3 separate regions of the Homo sapiens genome follow, and all the other regions are linked to region 2. A link is a loop called in an ENCODE intact Hi-C map of the cell type or tissue named here. Cell type or tissue: IMR-90. All regions are shown on one strand. Region 1 overlaps CP (ceruloplasmin). Region 2 has its middle 11 kb from the start of TM4SF18-AS1. Region 3 holds the start of TM4SF18 (transmembrane 4 L six family member 18).

Region 1 (8,000 bases), 94 kb before region 2:
TTTTTCTCCATTTTAAGTGTGTGTGTGTGTGTGTGTGTGTGTACCTACACATGGGGAGGGTTATTGCAGGGGTTGGGGAGCAGTGCATTTAAATTTTGTTTCTTCCCTGGATCTTTCACAAACAATTATCGGTAAGGTTCCTCCTTCCCCTTGGAAGCACAGAAAAGACACTGCCTATTTGAAATTATATTATTTGGGGTTGTCTTGGGCTTCTCTTACATGGAGGTGCCACCTAGAAAAAAAATTGTTTTTTGTTAAGAAAGAAATTAGATTCTAAATGTGTCTTATGTAAATAATGGTTTGTTTCTTGGTAAATAACATGACTACTCCCTTATATCAGCTTTAAGTATAATTACACATTTGTATTAACTTAGAAATGACTGGTGCTGTTACAAGTACTGGCTGTCAGGAAATGAGCAGTATCCCTCACCATTTAGCAGGAAAAAAATCCTGTTTGGAGGTAGAGAAGGAAGAAATCAGGGCAGCAGATTCACAAATGCTTCATATTGATGCATCATATTGGGGGAAGTATTTAGGCAAAGTAGTTCCTTTAGTTATATCTTTTATATATGGCTTCTAGAATTACTACCTGGATATTCACCTTCATTTTGTAGAACGGTGTAAGTGGTTTCCATTCCAGCATGAATGTGGTCGGTCACATGGCAGTGGAGTAACCAAATTCCAGGTGTTCTTGGAAACATTTCTAGGGTTTGGTATGTTCCAGGGAAAATGTCAAAGACATCAGAACTATAAACTCCCCTGTGCTTAATTAGAAAAATGACAAATAATGTATAATATTGTATATGAGAGTTCACTCATGTCATTTGTTAATGTTCAGCTCAGGGATATTGAAAAAATGGATAAATCTGTTTTTAAAAAATCGAGCTCGTTTCTGTGTTTAATACAAATGGTAAAATGTGGTTTTTGTATTCCTAATAAGTCTTTGGTATCCACATCAAGTGGGTGTGAAAGAAAGATGTGATGAGAATGAATTCATCAATCAGGACTACCTACAAACCTCCTGTACCTTGATTCTGGTTTGCCTGTTTGTCATAGCACTTAAGCTACACAAAAGGAACTCAGCTGTGGCCCCATTTCAGCCCTAGCCTCACTTTTGCCTGAATCTGTCCTAGCTTGTCTGAAGCTTTAAGTCAAGGTAAATAATAAAGGAAGCAGAAAAGGAGGCTGATGAAAACGACAAAAACCAGAGGCACTTCAGGGAGTCTCGGCTGGAAACAGTAGTTGGGTGACAATAGTCTATTTCTGCAAGGATAGAATTGAAAGCCCACTAAGAATACAATATATCTATGTAAAACAAAATGCAGGTAACAAAACAGGCTTTCTGCAGTATGCTTTTTGATAACTTCTGCCTTTTCTAAATTAGCCCAAAGCATAAGGAAAAAGCATTTCCAGGAGGGCCACTGGCTTCTGCTGAAATCAGTACTGAGAAAGAATAGAAGTAAGATTGAGATGTACAGACCAGTTGCTTGTCACCTAACTGATCTTGCTCACCATGGGCCATTTAAGATACAGAACTTAGAACAGGCAGGGCAAGGGTTATAATAAAGTCTTGTTGTGGTCTCTACTCTCATCCATCATTATGTGAACATTCCTACCCTCTTTGTTAGCAATTCCGCTCAGTTGCCTTAATCAGGAATCTGAGCAGAACTCCATGAAAATTCAGTTAAAAATGCAAATCCTAGGAAGAGCTCAATGTGTAACAAAGGCTAGTGTGTCAATTGAAATTGCTGTGCCTTATATAGGCATCCCTCAGTATCTATGGAGGATTGGTTTCAGGAATGCCCCCATACCAAAATCCATGGATGCTCAAGTCCCTTATATAAAATGGCATATTTCCATTTAACTTATGCACATCCTTCCATATACTTTAAATCATCTCTAGATTATTATAATACCTAATACAGTGCCTACATATCATTTCATTTGCATGGATTCAACATAGTACTCAGTGCAGCAGATCCAAGTTTTGCTTTTTGGAACTTAGTGGAATTATTTTTTCCTGAATATTTTCAATCCATGATTGAATCCTGGGTGGGGAATCCACGGATATGAAGCACCGGCTGTACTCTTTGCAGCTTTTTTTCATAAGTCTCTCTGAGAAAATATTTTCTTCACTTGTATTAAAACATTTTCAAACAGAGCAAGAGTAATTGCCATGGATAGCTCTTACCTTGTATTGGAAGCTATGGCCGTGAAAATGTACAGTGTGTAAGTCTATTTCATTGCCCATTCCCATCAGATACCAGTTGACTTCATCTCCCACGTGCATTGTGAGGCCTTGTAGGTTTCCAAACATTCTTCCATTAATAGCTAGGGAAAGCATATGGTTTTATGTTACTTTTCAGGATATTTTAAACCAATAGCTATTTCAAAGAAAATATGATTATTAGGTTAATGTAAAGAATCTTTTTGATGTAATAGGACTTATTTTACTACAAATGAGAGAAATGGATACTTTAAAGTCAATAATATCACATTGCTTTTCTAGGCACTTTGCACCAAAAGCCTTAATCTTAGTTTTGGATTATTTCAAAGGAAATGAGATTTTGGAATTGGAAAATAAATTAGCAAATGATTTTGAACATAGTCCCCTTTTTGTTTTGAACAGGATTCTACCTGACATACAAAGTGAGGCAGAAGTGGTTTATTTTAAGACAAAACAAATGAATGGTCTCCAAAATAATTTTATTTGAAAGAGAAAATGATAAAAAAGTAGAAAAATTGTTTTAGAATAATGTGACATACCATGCATTTTATTGCTTTCTATGAATTCCTCATCATCTTTGTTTACTTTCTCGGGGTGATCAGAGTATGTTTTGATGTTGTCATCTAAGTACCAAGATTCATTCTCATCAAAAACTAGAAACAGAAGGGCAAATTCCAGTTTCCTTCTGGGATTGAATACTTTCAAGTAAGGTCTTCGACAAACAATCAGGGGGCCAATTAATCCACTGTAGAGGTCCTGGAAACAAGAAAAATCTTCAGTAACCCTTGTGAATTAGGTCAGGATTTCAGAGAACTGAGACTTTGCACCCAGGGCCTCAGGAATTTTGGAGAGACCAATTGAAGTAACAGACTTTGCCCAATGTGGTACTGCCAATTTAGTAACTTTTCACTTGAAGTAGTTAAATTGGAACAATGGTGAGTAGTAGGTAGGTCATGTGGGTGATGCTGACATAACAGAAATGTCTGCAGAGGCAAAAATTAGCTCAGCTAATGAGCAGTGATTTTAAAAGAATCCCAAATGAACAGTGTTGGTTTGTTCCATAAACTCATGAACTCTTGAGTGTGAGCCAAGCGCTATGGCAGTCCCTAAAAATCCATAGATGAATGAAATGTGTAATAATAAATAGGACCACAAATACCAGATTTACTCATTTGTTTGAGCCAGAACACTGAATTATCAAGGAGCTACTTCCCCCGGCTCACTCAGGCACTTCACCCACCTATCTATAACCGACTCCATTTCTTTTCTCCCTCCTTACAGTAGAGGTCCTTGAAATTTGCCTCACGTATTACAACGGCCTCCCAACCTCCAGTCTCTTCCCCCTCCAAGCCTTCCTTCATTCCACCAGAATGAAGGATCTGAAATGCAAATATACTGCCATTCTTGGTCAATTTTTCAGTGGCTACCTGTGACCCACAAGACAAAAATCTAAACTTCCCAAATATCTTGAAAGGCCTTTGAGCTGTATCATATTAGGAAATGTTAGATTTTTGTCTTGTGTGTCATAGGTAGCAGCATAGTTGCTAAAGTAGATTGCAAACAGTTTATTTTCCTAGGATTTTAACGTAGAATTGGACCACAGGAAAACACTAACCTTGTCTTCCTTCAATTGTGTGTCTATTTTGGGAAGTGTCACAAAACAAATGATTTGTATTTTACCTTAACTTGATCCACAGTTGAATAATAAGCCCATGGAATACAAGCAGAATCCTCTGTTCCAGCTCCAGATCTTTCTGGGATTTTCCATACGTAAGTGAGAGTTTCACCTAAATTCATCAAGTGTTAATGGATCTGGTTGTATTTGGTTTATATTGTACACACACACACACACACACACACACACACACACACACAGCCTTGATAACTAGGACCCAGGAACTGGAAATGTCAGTGTAATTAGTTTTTAAAAATTGTGGTACTCAAGATTGTTTTCAGGAATTTAGTTTTAAGATGAACTGGAAGACAAAATTTTGTCATTTTTTGGGTTAATTTTAAATTAGCTATAACCCACTTGCCATACCACAAAGCTAGGAGGTGTGTACTTCAATATTACAATTTGAAAAAACTTTGCAACCAATCTCTTCTTAGCTTGAAGTGTGTTTTCCTAATATACTTTTTTCTCTTCAGATACCAAGTGATTTTTCCCCAGTGGCTGGCACCTTTCCCGTAATCTCTGCATGTGTGTATCTGGACTATTTTGTGTAATTCCCTCAGCTTCAGCATTGGCTTCCTTTCCTTGTCCTCTCTCATGATCATCCTTAGTGAGCTCATGATTCCTGGCGAGGAGCCGTTAGACCTCTTGATCTCATGAGTCACCGACTTGACACAGTTATGTTTACCTCCCCCTCCAGTCCATCTCATTCTATCACACCATGTGCTGTTTTGTCACTACTCCCACATACAGGACATAACCACACCCTCGGCCTTGGCATTTTGAAGACGACCAGTTGCTTCACCCTCCTGCTTTGCCAAGGCTCTTACCCTTTTCCCATGTGCTCTAGGCTTTTCTCCAGTCTGATCTGCGTTTCCATTCACCTCAGGGCTTCCTGTGCAACTGCTCACAGGCCTCAACTTTTGGCCATGCCCACTCACCAATCCCAGCCACACTCATTTTCCATCCCATTTATTTAGACCACACCATTACATATTCATGCTATCACACTAACCTGCCAGAGTCCAACAGACATTCACTAGAGAATCAAGCAAGACAACAGAGATGGTCTCAAGTGATGTGGTAGACGTCTTACTTTTTCTTCAAGCCTCAGTCTGAGCTGTTCCTATGTCCTCACCCTTTTTCTAAGCAGAAAATTTCACTAGAATATAAAGTATTGATTCACCACCTGCACATATTACTGTCTGGCCATCTCTGCTTTTACTTATTCTCATAAGCTGCAAAATAACATTTTCTTCTCTTTTCCACACCCCTTTACAACCTGCTCTTCCACCAGTGGTCAGTGCCCAAAACCTTGGGGTCATGCTTGACTCCTCTCTTCCCTAACACTCCCTAGTGCCCATTTTCCAGCAGGTCCTTTTAGTACCACCTTTAAAATGGAACCAGAATATGATAACATCTCACCACTTCAGCCGCTTCCACCATATTCCAAATCTCGATGATGATGATGATGATGATGATTTTACCCAGATTATTGCAGTGGTCCTTAACTGACCCCAGATTCTGTCCTTGCCCCCTTAGGGTCACTTAACCACACATCACCAACAGCCCCTTAAAAGGTGTCCATCAGAACATCAGTCTTAAATCTCGAGTCTGAGGTCCTCCCTACTCCATCTGGCCCCTGCTCTCCCTGGATCTCATCTCTAGCATTCTGTCCCTTGTGTGCTTTTCTTTAGCCTCTGGCTGCCTTGCTGCTGCTCACACACACCAGGCATTGCTCCTGTCTTCGGGGCCTAGAATCAATTCGTGCACAATTACCTGAATTTCATTACTTCTCAAACTTTAGGTGTTTTCAGCAATGCCACCTCCTCAAGGAAGCCCTCCTGACCTCTCTACCTAAAATAGCACCCTTGCTACACCCTGCTAAGTTATTGAGAAATAGTATTTTCCTGGAAGCCAACTTTACAACTAATAGAAGAAAAATATGGTTCTTATTAAAGAAAATGCTCACCTATGTATATAATCTGTTCAAGATTTTACTCTATGTTTATTAAAGAAACATTTGATGATCTCCTAATATATGCCAGATACTGTACTAGATAGGGGGAATTTAGAGTTCCAAGTGGCAGCCTCTGGCCCTTAGAACCACATGTGCTAGAGACAGGCATGGGAACATCCAGCCACATATGGTGTGGTAGATGCCATTTGAGCTGTGTTCTAGCTGAGCGAGGAGACAGCATCTCTCTGATTCACGCTTGAGGATTCATAGATGTCTACTACCTTCAGGTTTTTCTCTTAAGCTCTCCTGTGGACTTTTTTTTTTAGTACAAGCATGTGCATGTACTTGCATACACACAGACACCTCCTTGCATCCCCTCTTCACAACTACCTCCCTTTTCACTTTCTTGGTCCAGACTCTCTATGATGAGAGTAATCTGTGGAAAGGCTGTACAGCCTGTTAAAATGCACCACCCCCACCCCCGCCCCCGTGAGTACCTGGTAATGTTGGAGTAACTGTAGAACTCTCTGTTTGTACCCCATGGGCATGTATTGAGTAGGGCCTTGTGGCCATGTTTTTAAAGATAATTTTGACTTTGTCTCCAACATCTGCATGAAGTTGTGGACCTGGCAAAAGTGAAGAGGAAGAGTGTCCAATCAGAAGGTCTAACTTAGTAATAAAAGCAAAGATCAGCAAAGATAACTTGTTTCTCTCCCCCATGGGTTTGTGGTATAATACTCTTGGATTTATACTGCGTCCCAGGGAATTTGGAATCAATACACTGGAAATAAAAATGGAGACCATTTGTTTATCTCTTAAGAGTTCTAGGGGAGGTTTGGCCTGAAAGTCCTTTGCAGAGTACCGGTCTAATCATGGTGGGTTGGATATCTGGCCAGGAGTCATTTATACCCCTCTCATTTCTACCCTTTATCCAATCTTAGCTTGTCTCTTGTCTGGTAGGATTTTTGTGCTCCAGCAACAATGCCATTTTGCCTTGGTGTCTTAGTCTAGGGGTTGAGGATAACCAAGCCTCAGGGGAATGCTGACAGTATGGGAACACAGTGGGGTGGGGATGGGAGTGGGGGTCCCTGCAATTGATAGTTTTAAAGAAATGTCTCAAGACCAGTGTTGCTCGAGTTCTAGACATTCTGTCTTAAAGTGAGTCCTAAAAAATTGAAGGCAGCTTTGCCCCTGCTTTGTGCGTGGTATCATTTTTTCTTTTATTTCCTGTTGTAATTAATTTCCTTTTGTATATTTCTTCTTGTAATTAATCATTTATATTTTAATTTTAAAAGTAAATAGCTGTAATTTGAGAGGAATGGGTAGGATAATGGGGATAAATTGGTTAAGAATTTTATTAGGGCCAGGTGTAGTGCCTCACGCCTGTAATCCCAGCACTTTGGAAGGCTGAGGTGGGCGGATCACTTGAGGCCAGGAGTTTGAGACCAGCCTGGCCAACATGGTGAAACCTCATCTCTACTAAAAATACAAAAATTAGCCAGGCGTGGTGGCCCATCCCTGTAGTCCCAGCTACTTGGGAGGCTAAGGTGGGAGACTCACTTGAGCACAGGAGCGGCAGGTTGCAGTGAGCTGAAATCACACCACTACACACCATCCTGGGCGACAGAGTGAGACTCTGTCAAAAAACAGAATTTCATTAGAAAATAGTTTCTGGGAACTTCACTAAAACTACAGGCATCAATTTGATAAAATATATATAATTTCATCAGTATACGGGACAATACATAGTTTCCAAGAGAAATAAGTAATATTTTACTATGTCATATTATTTAATAAACATCAGTCTTATTTCATTAGATAACTAATTTTTAAATTTTTATTTGAACAACTTTGATATATGAACCAAGAAAATGAAACCCATAGACATGAATTGACGGTTACTGCAGGTAGCATCACATCATTAACCCACACCTGATAAACTGGAGATATTAACATACCTAGAATTCCCAGATGTTCTTCTTCAGCTTTTCTCTCCACTGGAACACGGAATGTGCTATCAGTATACTGCCGATACACAACTTTCTTGTACTTTGAGCCTATGTAAAACTCTCCCTTATCTAAAAATGCATTTGAAACACTTAAAAAAAAAAACAACTAAGGTTAGTATTTGTCTTAATGAA
Region 2 (8,000 bases):
TGGGCTATGACCTTGGAAGTTCTCTGACTCTGTATCACGCAAAAGTAATAGATCACTACCATGTATCTGGCATCCCAGCATCCACACTCCAGGGGCCTTGGCCACCATGAAGGCATCTTCCAGTGAGGAGGGGAAGAGCATAATGGTGTCCTTTCTGTGATTCCGAGAGATCAGAGTTTGTCCGCGGAGGTAGACGGGGTGTATGTCAGCCACGCCACCCATGCCAACAAAATACCACTGGACCCTATCTTCAGCACACATGGTGAGATTGGGCAGATTTCCATAGATGTATCCATTTATTGCTGAAAACAAATGTATATTAATCAATCAGGCATGATAGATCAGTGCCACCTGGTAAAAATTCTGTGTATTTCCTCATCATATTAATATAAACCTCACAATGTCAACATTGTTCTCACACATAATCTATAACATCTGATTTGTGTTTCATGGGAAAGGAGTCCATATGCATTGTGTATGATGAGAAGTGAGGGGAACACAAAGGTTTAAAGGCAAGAGGAGAAAAAGTTCCTGAAAGGCAGGAAGCAGTGAAAAGGGGAAAAAAATAGAAACTAAGTTCATGAGAGAAGAAACCAAGGATAAGGGTGACGGATTATGATGACATCATTTCTGAAAAATTCTATGTTGGATAAAAACACATATTCATAAAATATTTGGTCAATTATGTCTTTGTTATTCCATATTTTATTACTTAAAGTTACGTCTTTCTTAGGTTTTTACTGTCTATTTTAAATCAGTATGAGACTTCAGAAAACAAATATTGACCAAACTTTACTTGCTATTGGACTTAGGGAATGAGCAGGCTTTACTAGTGATTTGCATTTGCATGTCAACCCAGTATACTCTGATTGAAACGCTGAAAAACATAAACTCAACTAAATAAACTTGAACAAAGGGAAATGACTGAATACGATCATAGAAGTTAGAATTATAAGATATTATGTATGAGAAAGTTCTTTTAATCGTACATTGCATGCTCATGCTCTCCTCAAAACGGGGATCACTAGTATTAATCTTGCCAGATTCAGTAAATGCACGAATATTTTCATCACTATACCAGCTTCTGCTTTCATCAGTTGTAGAAAACATCAGAAAAGAAGACCTGTCAATATCTTTTTCAGTGTCTCCATTCAGTGTCCCTGAAACAAAAAACACATTTCTTACTTTTCATGTAGACATTAATTAGAACCATTGTTACAGATACAACTACTTTTACGATCTACAGTTTTGTTAATTGTTAGGGCACGTGAAAAAGGTAAATGTTTGCGATGTGGGATGTCGGTTTTTGTAAAGTTTACAACAAACTTAAAAAAGCATATTACCTATATGAAGCCATATTTAAAGAATCCATACTCATCTTTACATCAAATCAGTAACTTTCTGCAGTGTCTGCATCTGATGACCATTATCGCGTGAGATTGTTCAAAGTCTAAAAATTTGTGTTTCCTCAAACGAAGGATAACTTTAGTTCATACCAATTTATTTATTCTTCTATGCTTATATTCAACAAATATTTATTGAATATTTGTAATGTGTTAGGTACTATGACAAGTGTTGGGTTTATAAAAGTGAACAAGACAGTTATCTACCCTTGCAGGGCATACAATCAAGGGTGGACGCCATCAATTAATAAGATACTATAGTGTGTAAAGTTCTATAGTAGGGAAGAGTTCAGTGTTTGGGAGCTGGTTAATTTAATTTTGGGTATGGAAATCTTTTCTGAAGGCAGTGACACCTCAGTTGATATTTAAAGGATGAGGAGTTTGCTGGGGTGTACCTGTAGAGAAGATTCCAGGCAGCAATTAAGATAAAAGGAATTTGGACTTTATCGTCAGAACAATCAGCAGTCCTTGAAGGATTTTAAGCAAAGGAGTGACAGACTCAGAATCATCCTCCCACCTTCACCCCCCAGACAGAAAGCCAAGTGGAGATGAATTGAAAGGGGAAGCACTAGAGACTGGTGGGGCAGCTAAGAGGCTGTTGTGGGTATCCTAGCAAAAAGATGGCAGTGGCCTGAACTAGGTTAGAGTTCGTGGAGCTGAAGAGAAGTGAGCTGACCTTGTGATGTGTACGAAGTAGAGCTGGCGGGACTTGACTGATGTATTTAGCAAGTGATGAGGGAGAGGGCAGTATCAAGAATGTTACCCAAGGTTTTGTCTCCAGTGACTAATTGGAGCATACTGGGGCCATTCCCCAAGGCAGGGAACACAGAAGGAAGGGAGAGATTCAGGGCAGGAACAAATGACGGGTTTTGGAATATGACGTATTTAGGTACGGATGAAACACCCAAGTAGAGACGCCAAGTTGCCAGGCCTGACTATCAGTAAAGGAGTTTGAACCAAAGTTACAGATTTCAGACTCATTAACCCACAGATGGAAACAAATGACTCAAAATGGATAAGATCCCTCTGTGCGCTTAGATTGAACAAAAGAGAAAAGTGCTTAGGACAGTGGGAATAAAATAGTTATAATATTTAAAAAGTATATAAAAATATAATATTCTATAAAATTATTATCAGTCCCAAATATTTTATAACAGCCTTATATTTAAAACCATAGGGCATAAATCAACATAACTGTAAGTGAGAAAGTCTTTTTCTTTTTCTTTCTTTTTTTTGTAGAGACACAGTTTCACTATGTTGCCCAGGCTGGTCTCAAACTCCTGGCCTTAAGTGATCCTCCCAACCTGGCCTCCCAAAGTGCTGGGATTACAGGCATGAGCCACTGTACCCAACCAAGGAAGGCTTGATGGCAGTTCACATACTTGCCTTTGAGAATGCAAAGCATTAAGTTATCTTACTGTTTAAAAAGAAAAGGGAGAAAGTTTGGAAATGTTCAGACTAGATAGCTAATGTTTAAGTTAAATATAATAAACACATATTCTTTATCTTGCCATTATGCAGTTGAGTTCCTTGCAATTTTGAGAAGGGCAAAAAGCTCTTCCAAAGTTGGTTTAAAAAGTTATCTCCCGGCTGGGCACGGTGGCTCACACCTTTAATCCCAGCAGTTTGGGAGACCGAGACGGGCGGATCACAAGGTCAGGAGTTCAAGACCAGCCTGGCTAATATGGTGAAACCCAGCCTCTACTAAAAATACAAAAAAAAAAAAAAGTTATCTCCCAAGGAATGTAATTTGTAATCATGAGACTATGTGTGTTTGGCATAGGAAACTGCAATTATTAAAATATTTATTGTGGAGAGATGTTTGTTCACCTAAAATTTAAACTTTGATTGTCATAGGAAGTTAAATTTGCTCATTAACTTCATAATTAATCTAGTGCTGTTGCTTTGTTGATCTTGTTTTAATGAACCAAATCAGAATTTTCAAAACTCTATATTCCCTTGCAAGTTAGAAACATATCAGCAAAACTTCCTCCTTGCAAGAATTATTAATAAACTGATGATTCTAACTGATTCACCTTAAAACATAAACACAAAAAGGTGGCAGTAATTTTGAAGGAAGATGGCCGAAGTGAAGTTTATTGGGTTTGACTACCATCTAGTGACCAACCTGAATTATTGGTTGAACTGAGGGTTGGATTTGAGATCGCCATCTAGTGCTCAGAGTCCAAGATGGCAAGTTTCCATTCTTGACTGGAAAACCAAGGTTAAGGCAGGAAAATGGAGTGCCTTGGATAGTAAAATTCCTCTAGGAGAGCAGAGGACAGCCTACCCATTCTGGTTTACTCTTTTACTGCAATGAGATTTTTTTTTAAAGTTACCTCTTTTACAAGTCAGTATTGGTCCAATAAGTCCCGAAGCTACATCTCTTGCAGTGTCTATATGGGAATGGTAAATTCTTGTCACACAATTACTGTCATTGGGGCCAGGTCCCTGATGTTCTTCTACATACCACTTGTAGGTATATTGTTTCCCTGGCTCCAGATATTCATCTTCCTTTTGCAGGCCTGTCGTATTATCAGGATAGATAGCACCTAGAAAACATATTCTGCACTGTGGTTACAGTAAATATTGGATAACACTATTTTGAATGTGACTCGGGCTTCCTCCATTATGCTACTTTGTATTTCTCAAAAAGTGTGCATTTCTCCCCACCATTTCCCAGATTCCTACCTCCCTAAATCCCCTTTAGTTGGCTTCTACCTGAATGCTCAGCTTGGCTGCAGTTTTTAGACTAAATTGGAATGAGGCAGGCAGTATATAATAGGCTATCATCACTCTTACTGATGGATTCAACAAATATTTATTTTGCACCTACCATGTGCCTAGATCTCAGATGCAGAGGTAACCTCTGGACTCCCGAGTTGCCCTCCATATTTTCTTCATTGCCAGTCAGACTTGGGACCCAGGGCATCCAAGGGTGTCCCTGTTACTTCCAAGTAGCCCACTGCAGTCCGAAGGTGGCCCATGCCGTTACTCTGAACTATTACCTCAGTTCTGACTTTGGACCGTTGCTCTCCTTTCTTTCTTCTTCTCTGGCTAAAGTGTTGCCTCAGATCCTTACCCCTCGTGGCTGGATCCTGCTAACTATGAATAAAATTCCTTTATTCAATAAAAGACTTTGAAACATGAGCAGCCTCTGATTCTCTATTCTTCTTTTGGGACCCTCCTGTTCCACACTGAACATGAAGAAATTATGACTGACTGTTTTGTACTTTCTTCCTGCCCAGCGGCCCAGCTGGAACTGGCTCCAGTCATGGTCCAGTTTCCTGAGTCTGTTTCAGTCCAGAGGATTAATTCAAGGCCTGTTTTCTAGTTCTTCTTCATGCTTCCCTGACGGAATCATCAAACCTCAGTTCAAGTTTTGAGAGTTGATTAAAAAGTAAAAAAATAAAGCAAACTCTTGTTAACATTTTTCACATTATATGTCTATAATATAGACTATTTTTCTTTTTTTTTATAGACTATATTTAAAGGGCAATAATCATTGCAAGATGGTCATGTAACATGGCAAAATAATGATGACAGATGAAAGGAATGGCATATGGGATTTCCGCTGCCCTGTATTATCATAGAGCCTCTGTTGGAAGGAGCACGTATGCTATAGGTGGTACTCTTATCAAGTTGGCCTAAAATTCCAGTTTTCTAAAGATTTATGCCAGGCCTTTTAAAAACCATATTTCAAACACTGGGAAAAAATATCTGTGTTCTACTAAAGACAATTCCAAACTCTGTTTTCCTAGCTTTCCTTGTTGTCTCCCAAAAACTCACAAAATCCTATTTGTTGGCTTTCTCTTCCCTTCCTTTTTTTTTTTTTCCAAAATCATGATGTATCTGTGACTGTAGCTGTGTAGGAGAGAAGAGTCTGCCTGGAAAGTAGTGATTTCTCTTGATACTGATATCTTCCCAGAGGGTGATCCTCATCTACTAGGAAATGGAAATGAGGTGGGGGCAGAACAGGATTTCTGCCAACCTAACATTTAGCTCATGAGTGTTTCCTACAAAACGAAACAAAAAAACACCTTTTTTTTCTTTTCTGGTGAGTAAGGGAAAAGTGTTTTATTTCCTAGGAATTGCATAAGGGCTGTCACTCAATTAAGATGAGAAACTAAAAAAGGACTGTCTTGGGTATAAACTTTAAATACATCAGAAGTAGAGTCTGCATCCACTCTAAACTCCACGTAGCTCAGAATGCTGACCAGTCCATGATTACCTGGCTTTTTCTAATGCAATGTGCTCATACTCTCCATAAGCAAAACTCAGGAAAGAGGATCTGCTTACCTTCATTTTCTTTGGAGTAGGTGAGCCCATGAGGATGATAACTATAAGCTCTTGAAGCATTATTTTTTACATGTACATAAATGAAGTCTCCAGTCTCTGCTTTAATCATTGGACCTAAAAATCCCAACCAGGATGGTTTTTCAATGATCCTTTGAAATGTATTATCAGTATCAATATTGAAAATACAAAGCCTTTTTAAAAACAAAGCTCTTCCTCGCTTGACCTCCTTGTAGAAATTCTCTATAAACAAACAAAAAAGACAGAACTTTAACAAATGTTGACTGGAAAGAAACAAAGTGTTAAATAAGCTAAATGAAAAGTCAGAAGCTCAACAGCCTAATTTTGGCAGATAAAACCCAGAGGCTGGAGAAAATGTGATGGGAGTCAAAAACAGGTATAATTGGTGAGAAGAGTGTTGAAATACTGAATGAAGAAATCAAATACAAATGTAGTAAGTAAAACATGTGGCATTTTGGTTTAAAAGACATGCCAAATTCTTTAAACTGAACTGTGTCTATGTTTCTAACCCCACTTTAAGGTTACTTTAGCATTCAAGTAGTCGATCAGTTCCCATGATTTAGGACTGTTTACACATTTAAATGGATTTGTGGATTTGTTGGTAGCATTAAGGTGTTTTGCTCTTAAACCGTGGTAAATCAGAACCCCACTCATGTCCTCTATATTTCCCTCTCTCAATTATCTGAAGAGAAAAATCGAGAAAACAGCTACACACATATCAAAAGGAAAGTGTTGTTTTATACCTTATCACGTGAACAAAATTAATGATAAACAGAATTAGCTGTGATCTGCAAAATAACGTGTCAGGAAGACAAGAGTGGCGATCATTCCAGGAAAGAGCAATTTTGGATTTGTATTACTACCTCTTTTCCATACCATGTTGGAACTAAACAAACGAAGTGGTTCTAATGGCATATGTGTCCTGCAAGTGTCAATCATGAGAAAGTTTTCATCAGCATTTCATCAATGATCAACAATTACCAACTTTTGCTTCAGATAATAACTTGTTAAATGCAAAGGATTACTTACAGGTCTTCAGAAAAAGGCTTTTCATTGAGCATATTTTTACCAGAAGGAGCATAGTTCCAAATGCTTTCTTCAATGCCTATGTAGCAGTGCCTATCTATTGCCCAACCTGGAGAACTAATAAAAAACAGAAAGGTCAATGGTAAAAGTGCCTTCATTTTCAAATTCTGAGCCTGGAGAAGTTAACTGAGTAGGGCTTGCCTACCTTTTATAATCCAGGCTTTCTTCTTTCATTTGTGTCTACTGACATACATTATCTGTCTTCATTAACATATATGTCATTTCCATTCCAAGTGGTTTTGGATTTCATTGTCAGGTGAGGTGAAATGTTGCACAACACACTGGATCGTTAGGTTGCCCATCATCCACTGTCCCTTGATAATGATTATCTATTCCTAAAATATAGGAATATTCTTCTGTCTAGTCTCCAGCCTCCACTTTCTTACTATTTAGTCCATTCTACGTACCATTCCCGGAAAATTCTTGAAATGCTACCTTTATCAAGTTTTTCTACTAGATGATAATTTAAAATTTCTTGTCATTTAAGACTTTCATTAAGTTATTCTCAAATTTCTTAGCATTTAAGACTATCCATGTAATCTAGGCCCCAATCTGGTATCTCTGATATTCCAGATTTGTCCCCAAAATTCACTTATAGGATCCCTTCCCTTTGGGGAGTTTTCTTACTAGGAACACAGTGTGAGGTGGGAGAGAATGCAGAAAACCTGGAATCAGACAGCCTGTGTTTGACTCTTAGCACTGTCAGTTATCAGCAATGTGTAATTATGTAACTTCATTTCTTCATTTATAAAATGATAATATTACCTACCAGTTAGGAAGTTGTGTAAATTCAATGACAGCCATCTTACAGAGGAGCTTGCGGACACACAAGGAAGCTGATGCATAGTCAACATTTAACAAGTGTTATTTACAGTACTTCCTGTTCCTTCGTTGTTATAATGTGCTTTCTGAATTTATCTCATCTTATTTGTGCCCATTTCCCAGTCTGATTTTGCCTCCCTCAGCCTCTCTTTTTCTCGGCTAATCCAAATTTTTCCCATTCTTCAAGGCTCAACTGAAACTTCACCTTCTCAGTGAAGACTTCCCTGACCATTTCAGCTTAGAAACATGCCCCTCTCTGAATTTACCAGCTGTGACACAGACTGTCAACAAACCACATCCTGCTTCAGACTGTTGCTTAAATTTCCATGTGGTATTTACTTTACTCCAGTAGGTTATAACTCCTACAGATTA
Region 3 (8,000 bases), 61 kb after region 2:
CATCAAAAGCTAATGATTAAGGAGAAGTAAATGGATGGACAGGAGAATACCACCCTGGGCAGCAAAACCTGCCTTTCTCAATGACTCAGTTGTGGAGAACCAAGGAAAATCATTCAGCAGGCTTGGTAGTTTGCCAGCCTCTCTTCATTTACTGTCCTCTGGGAATGGAGGTGAGAGGCTCAGTTAATCTGAAACCATATCTCTTTAAAGTGACTTCAATTTCCCCATGCATTCAAACCATCTCAGGTTTAAATTGTTTCAATGTGTTTTGTCTGTATCAAGCCAACAAAGTGGGAGAATCAATGCATCTTATTTCCTTTTTTTAAATTTTATTTTAGGCAAAAGGCCAGAGCTCTGGAAAGAACATGTATTTCTTTACCATTATAATTTCATTATAATTTCTGGTTAGACTAGATACAGATCATGAATTGCTTATGGGAAATTCTCCACCCATTTTTTTACTCTCACTATTTAGGACTGAATCCCACAGCTGAGTTCACTGTTATTTTACTCTTCGTAGCCAATGTTTCTAGTTTCCAAATTTCTTCAGCTTTCATTAATTTTTTTGTTCATTTAATTATTTACCTATATTCTTCTCCTTTCTCCTAAAAGGATTTGATGCAGTTATAGTAATATATTTTAATAATTCCTGGAAGATGAAAAAAATAGAGAACAGGTTTCTTTTCCTAGTTTTAATTTTTACATGGAATATAAGCAAAAGAGTCCTATATTCCCCTCCTTTCCACATCGTTAGTTATGACAGATTGAAAGAAATTCTGGTCTAATCTTAGTTATGTCTTGCAACTCTTCCATCTATTGCAATTGCATATTGAGGGAAACAATGATGAGACAAGGCCAAAGCATAGTAACCAGCTTCATTACAATATTGATAGAGATAATTTGACCTAGAGCCTGTAGTCTTATTGCTCAGGCATCAACTGTTGAAAGAGACACTGCCTTCTTTTTTTGTTTTAAAATATAACTGCAATACAGAGGAGTCAAGAATAATGGAGGTAAAGTACACATAATTCCACCACCCTCGTGAGTCTTCATGCATTTATTTCTGGTGTTTTCCCACATATGTCTATTTGACACAGCTGCAATAGTAATTTACCCACAATGTTATTGTGTCTCTTTTCACTTAACATGAAATAATGTGCATTTTCCACGTTGTTACATCTTCATAATTATAATTTTCACCACTGTATGAAGTGAATGTACCATAATTTATTTTGCTACTTCTCTGTAAGATGCTTCTTCTAGTTATTTACTATTATACCAATGCAGCCACAAACATCTGCACACATAGCTCTTCCCTTATTTTGGATGATTTCCTCAGAAAAAATGATGAGATGTAGGATTACTGAGTCAAACGACATAAGCATTTTCATGGATCTTGATATATTATACCAAACTCTTCCCGAAAAGACTGACATTTATTTGTAGTGCAGCCAATATTAGTTATGTACTTATTTCATAGCAACATCAATAGCATTGGATATTAATATTTTAAAGTTTATTAATTTAATGTGCAAAATGAATAACTAAATGAAAATTGCTTTACAACACAGCTATTCAAATATAATAATTAAAAACCCCTAAAAGATGTAGAAATAGATTATAATGAATTTTCTTCTACATTATTGGTGGTCTGATTAGCTTACAGTCCATAATGCACTATTTTTAGAAATGACTTGACCAGGAAATTGTCTTTTCCTCTGAGTTGCCAACATGATTTACTCTCAGTTTGTTTATTTTTAAAGAACACAAAGTCATCAGGAAAACGTTCATGGATTCTTGCCATTGATAATTCAATTTACTTTTCAAAAACTCCCTCCATTATTAGGGTCTAATGTAGGACTATTTTAATGATGACACAGCTCATTCTTTAATAATCATAATTACAACAGTCACTGGCTATCTACTACATGTCAGTCTCTCTCCTGGGCACTTTATATATATTTTATCTTTAAAAGTAAATGCCATTATTCACATTTTTCACATTAGAACACTGAGGCTCAAAGATACTGAGTAACTTGCTGAAGGTCTCATGGAACAAATGACAGAGCTTAGATTTACATGCAGGTTTGTCTGAATAGCCAAGTCTCTGCTTTTTTTTCATGCTGTCCTAATGCCCCTTCAAGCTAGAAAAACATGAGTGCAGACAGAAAATCTGTTCTAGAAAACAGTAATGCCACTGAAGATCAAATAGCTTAAATTGATATGCAGGGTTCATGAGAACATACTGTTTTTACAGGCCAGTGTCCCACAGACTTTCATTAGGACTAATTTCCTGCATTACTGAGGCTGCATTGCTGAGCAGCTTATTGAAAACAGAGCTATGTCCCAAATGCCAGCAGATTACCTGCCCCTTCACCCCCATCCCTCTTTCAAATCCTACACCCAAGATTAGCAGAATGATTTTTCCATTATTCATTACTTCTACTAGTTACAAGGTAAGTCTCAATTACAACTCCCCCTTCTCTCCCAAGTCTCCAAATTCATACTTACCATGATGCCTGAGAAACAGATTCCTTCAAAATACCACACGTAGTTGGTGAGTTTATTGCTGGATGCATAGGAAGTTTGCCCATTCGGGAAATACAATAATATGTTCACGATTATACTCCAAAGTGCAAGCGGAATCAGCAAACAACTTAGGCAGCCTCCACACTTCCGAGACCCCATTTTGCCCTGCTTAGAACCTGCGGGAGATTTCAAGAGTATACAGTCACAGAAAGTCTATTTTTCTTCTTCCTACCTGACCTTTTTTTTCTCTCTCTCTCTCTTTTTTTTTTTTTTTTTTGAGATTACCTACCACTTCCAGGGTCAGAGCCCTTCACTTCATATTCATGAGGAGACGGGGAATTGGAATATACCCGCAGCCGACAATCTCAGTGTGAAATACTGGTTTACTGTTTGGAGAACAATAGACAATGATCAACAACTGAAGAGCTGAGCTGGTCTTCATCCTGTGCCAAAGGAATGCGGTGTTTTTCACTGCTTTTTAAAATAAGTAATTTTCCTCTGGATTAAAGCACCGAAGGCTTAACCCTGACCTTGTGTTAAGAAGGAAGTTGGGGTGGGAACTGGAATTGAATGCAGCAAATTTCATCCAACAGTGGAGAGAGGGTTAAAGAGAAAACTACCAAGGAGGCTTATATTTAGAGCTTGATAGGTTTGTTAAAATATCCTGACTTTACCCTTTTTATGTATCTGTCTTTCACCTAGTGTGCTTTTTGTGTGCACACTATTCACCAAGCTTTGTTCAAATTGCAAGGGATAAGAAAGGACTGAGAAAGTGACTGGTGGATGAGAAAAACAAAATATCTTGGTTAGATCAGTACAGCTTTCCTTCCAAGAGTTTGCATCTATTATCTCTACCTCTCTGAAAAATCATAACAGAAATAAAGGCATATTTTTCCTACTATTAAGAAAACAAAGGTAGGGCTGGCGCAATGGCTCAAGCCTGTAATCTCAACACTTTGAGAGGCTGAGGCGGGTGGATCATCTGAGGTCAGGAGTTCAAGACCAGCCTGGCCAACATGGTGAAACCCCATCTGTACTAAAAATACAAAAATTAGCTGGCATAGTGCTGGGCACCTGTAATCCCAGCTACTCTGGAGGCTGAGGAAGGAAAATCACTTGAACCTGGGAGACGGAGGTTGCAGTGAGCCGAGATCGTTCCACTGCACTCCAGCCTGGGTGACAAAGTAAGACTCTGTTTCAAAAAAAAAAAGAAAGAAAGAAAGAAAGAAAGAAAGAAAGAAAGAAACTAGCAGTCCAGGTTCCAAAGAGGTTTCTTGGCACCCCCTTGTGGATATGGTTTTTTTTCCCTCTAGTGCTTTTGATCTAAGTGCATCAAAAAATCTGGGCATTAGACGTTTTTTCCAGTCACATAGAAGCAGCATAAAATCATATTTACTAGAGTTCCTGGGATGATTGGGAAGAGAATAACATTGTTGGTTGAGCATTCATTGAGCATCTCTTATGTGGCAGGCACTGTGCTTGATGTTTTAAAAGGTTCACTCTGGCTGCTGTGTTGTAAATAGGTGGTAAAGGGTGTGGAGGAGATAGAGATGAGTTCTGAAGCCATTTCCACCATCCAGGTAAGAGATAATGATGACTCGGATCATGATGGTAGTAGCAGCAGAGGTGGTAAAAGGAAGCTGGATACCAAACACCGCATATTCTCACTCATAGGTGGGAATTGAACAATGAGATCACATGGACACAGGAAGGGGAACATCACACTCTGGGGACTGTTGTGGGGTGGGGGGAGCGGGGAGGGATAGCATTGGGAGATACACCTAATGCTAGATGACGAGTTAGTGGGTGCAGAGCACCAGCGTGGCGCATGTATACATATGTAACTAACCTGCACAATGTGCACATGTACCCTAAAACTTAAAGTATAATAATAAAAGAAAAAAAAAAGGAAGCTGGATTTGGGATATATTTTGAAGCTTGTGCCAACAGGATTGGTGGCAGATTGGATGTGGGTATAAGAGAAAGAGAGAAGTCAAAGACGACATCATTTGGGCCCGAGAAACTGGGAGAATAAAATTGTCATTAACAGAAATGAGCAAGTCAGCTGAATGAGCAGGGTTGGGAGAAGAGGAATGATATGGTCAGTTTCGAATGTGCTAAGTTTTGAAATACCTTTTAGAAATCCAAGTGGAGATGTCAACTAGGCAGCTGGATATACAAATATGAAGTTCAAGGAAGAGGTCTGGGTGACATATAAATGTGACAGTTGTCAGCATATAAATGGTATTTAAACCCATGAGACACTAAGGAAATGCATGTTGATAGAAAAGAGACCCAAGGACTAAATCCTGGGCAGCCCAGGACTGAGTTTAGGGACATGAGAGGAAGGCAGAAAGGATACTGAGAAATGGCCAGTGAGCCAGAAATGAAGATCAGGAGCTTATTCTCAAAGGTGACTTTCTAAGAAGAAGAAGGCGTGATCAACAAAGTTAAATGCTGCCAAAGGGCACATCATACGAAAGAACTGAGAATCGGCTATTGGGTTGAGCAACGTGGAGGTCACTGGTGGCCTTCATAAGAGGAGCTTTCTTGGTGAGTTAGAGATGAGATGAGAGTCCATCTGCAGTGGATTCATGAGAGAATGGGAGGAGAGAAATTGGAAATAGATGAGGTAACTCTTTTGGAGAGTTTTGCTGTAAAGGAGGGCAGAGAAATGGGGCAGCAGCTAGAGGAAAAGTAGAAGTCAAGGGACAAAAATTAATGGAAAAAATGGTAGCATATTTGTATACTGTTGTGGGAAGGGGTATGAGGGAGGGTAGGTAGGTATTTACCATAAAGGAGATAAAGGAGAGGATTGCTGGCACAGGCTCCTTGAGTAGGTGAGAAAGGGTGGGAGTGTGTGAACAGATGGAGGAGCTTACCTTAGATAGCAGCAGGGCAGGTCAGTGTCAGCAACAGAACAGAAGGAGAACATAGCAATGGGCTTGGAGGTGGTTAGCGGGAACTTCTGATTATTATACTTCTGTTTTCTCAGGGAAACAGGAGGCAATTTTATCAGCTGAGAATGAGGATGGGGAGAGGGTGTTAAAGGTTTAAAGGAAGAGAGGAGAAGTTCAAACAGTTGGCTTGGAAAGTGGGAGAATGAACAGACTAGAGAAATGTGGCAGGTGCTGAGGGACCACTTGAGTCTGTGACCGTGAATGGATAGTGAGACTGGACAGGAGACTTGGGTATTTTTCCTAGTAAGGTTCAGTGGCAGAGGTGTAGCCAGCAAGTAGGAAGAAAGCTGGAGTCAACCAGGATTGGGACTTTGCCAGGCAGATACCATGAAGAGAGGGATGGGCAAAGGATTCAAGAATGTATGCAAGTGAATGGTTATAATGATGGACTGTGGAACTTAAGCTGAGTAAGGAGGGAAGTAAGGACGTGAGGGAGTGTGAGAAATAGTAAAAGAGGCACTGGATTTGTAAATTGTGTGTCCCAGTGTGGCTGAAAAATTACTGGTTTTAGGTAACACACAGAGTGAGCTAGAAAGAGAGGAAGTAGTGATTGAGAAGTGTGATGCTGGAATTTGAGATTTTAGAGATGTTTCAGGAATAGGCGAAGAAAAAGTCTGGAGGTGTGTTATGGGCTGATCATGTCTCTCCTAAATGCACATGTTGAAGTTCTAACCCCCCATAATCTCAAACGTGACTGTATTTGGATAGGGCCTTTAAAGTGATGATGAAGTTAAAATGAGGACAGCATGGTGGGGATAATCCAATCAGATTATAAAAAGAGGGAATTTGGACACACAAAGAGATTCCAGGGGTGCAAAGAGAAAAGACTGTGTGAGGACACAGTGAGAAGTGGCTATCTGCTAGCCAAAGAGAGAAAGGCCCCAGGAGAAACCAATCTGCCAACACAGATTTGGCACATAATTTACAAATCTGCTTTGAGATTTGGCACATAACTTACAAATCTGCTTTGACCTTGGAATTCTGGCCTCCAGAACTGTGAGAAAATAAATGTCTTTTGTTCAAGTCACCCAGTCTGTGGTGTTTTGTTATGTCAGTCCTAGCAGACTGACACAAGTTGTGATCCTAGGAGTGAGTAGTGTAGGGAGGTGGAGGACAAGATGACTGGTGAAAAGGAATGGAAAGGGAAGTGTATTGGAATTATCATTTATAATGAATACTAAAATAAAAAATTAGACAATGTCAGTTTGGGAGAGAATGACTACATTTAGAAAGCCAGGTGCTAGACTCTTCAAGGAATGAAAGAAAATAAGCTTGAGGGAGGATTTAGAACTAGAAATACCATTTGACCCATCCATCCCATTACTGAGTATATGCCCAAAGGATTATAAATCATGCTGCTATAAAGACACATGCACATGTATGTTTATTGTGGCACTATTCACAATAGCAGACTTGGAACCAACCCAAATGCCCATCAATGGTAGACTGGATTAAGAAAATGTGGCACATATACACCATGGAATACTATGCAGCCATAAAAAAGGATGAGTTCATGTCCTTTGTGAGGACATGGATGAAGCTGGAAACCATAATTCTCAGCAAACTATAGCAAGGACAGAAAACCAAACACTGCATGTTCTCACTCATAGGTGGGAACTGAACAATGAGAACACTTGGACACAGGAAGGGGAACATCACACACCAGGGCCTGTCGTGGGGTGGGGGACAGGGGGAGGGATAGCATTAGGAGATATACCTAATGTAAATGACGAGTTAATGGGTGCGGCACACCAACATGGCACATGTATACATATGTAACAAACCTGCACGTTGTGCACATGTACCCTAGAACTGAAAGTATAATAATAAAAAATAAACTAATTACTTAATAAATTTTTAAAAAAAGAAAGTAACCTTGAGGGGGACTGAACTGCAGGTGGGAGATGGAAATATCATCTAGCATTGAAATTTACAGTTTCTTAATCCAATAGTCACCACTCCCCTTCCCAGTGATTTTTAAGCAGAATTTAAAAAAAAATGAAAATGTTTGATTTGGCTCTTCGTTTTCCTCGATGTGAAACCTTCTCTCATAGAGGTTCTAACAGGCACTGAAACGAGAATTAAGAAAGGGTGGGAGCAGAATAATCGCTGAAGGGGGTCATTGGCTACCAGGAAACCCAGAAGTAGCTGTGTTCTACTAGACATACTTGCAAGGTTCTAAGGAGGTTTAACTTAATTGAGATTTGACTTTAAAAAAAACTTTTTATTGTCAATATTTTGCTCTTTGGAGAGCAGTGACTAAGATTACATTTTGTTAATGTTTGTGGGGAGCAGAATCATTGAGCATTGTCTGCTTTGTAAAAGTGCTGTGGCTCCCAGGAATCTTCAGTGTCAGTGAAGTGAGCTGTCACTCTCAGTCAGGGTCTCCTTCCAATTAACTACGATAAATTGACATCTATTGAGTATCTTCTATGTGGAGGCGCTGTGCTAGAAGTTTTCACATGCATTAAAAACAAAAAGCCGAAAAATGAATTCTTACAATAACACTAA

Evidence for each region. A loop is a pair of places that touch in the nucleus more often than their neighbours do. Peaks named below come from ENCODE experiments on the same cell type or tissue, not always from the same donor. Only the 100,000 strongest peaks of a DNase experiment are listed, where the experiment ranks them.
Region 1: a loop joins it to region 2, with 3 times the contacts of the local background. A loop is called at or near these places in 5 of 110 quality-filtered maps.
Region 3: it touches region 2 in a loop (4-fold over the local background); 12 of 110 quality-filtered maps call a loop at or near these places.

The regions. Positions count from the first base shown.
Region 1 is chr3:149,175,649-149,183,648 of GRCh38, forward strand. It overlaps CP (ceruloplasmin), which reads right to left. Exons shown (of 19, transcript NM_000096.4): 13 at 7,818-7,957; 14 at 6,357-6,485; 15 at 3,908-4,014; 16 at 2,767-2,983; 17 at 2,192-2,331; 18 at 602-764. Among named protein-coding and RNA genes, the nearest start is that of CP, 42 kb to the right of the region's middle. In IMR-90, no CTCF peak of the experiment used is centred here; DNase peaks (open chromatin) are centred at 3,723 and 4,533; H3K27ac peaks cover 1,057 bases.
Region 2 is chr3:149,269,761-149,277,760 of GRCh38, forward strand. It overlaps the pseudogene CPHL1P. Among named protein-coding and RNA genes, the nearest start is that of TM4SF18-AS1, 11 kb to the right of the region's middle. RefSeq lists an enhancer at 1-983. In IMR-90, a CTCF peak has its summit at 3,548 (motif pointing left); DNase peaks (open chromatin) are centred at 3,531 and 7,921; H3K27ac peaks cover 167 bases.
Region 3 is chr3:149,330,695-149,338,694 of GRCh38, forward strand. TM4SF18 (transmembrane 4 L six family member 18) reads right to left here and starts at 2,942. Exons shown (of 6, transcript NM_138786.4): 1 at 2,819-2,942; 2 at 2,512-2,705. The coding sequence starts at 2,688. TM4SF18-AS1 (TM4SF18 antisense RNA 1) reads left to right here. Exons shown (of 2, transcript NR_186251.1): 2 at 2,810-3,058. RefSeq lists an enhancer at 7,349-7,518. In IMR-90, a CTCF peak has its summit at 3,815 (motif pointing left); no DNase peak of the experiment used is centred here.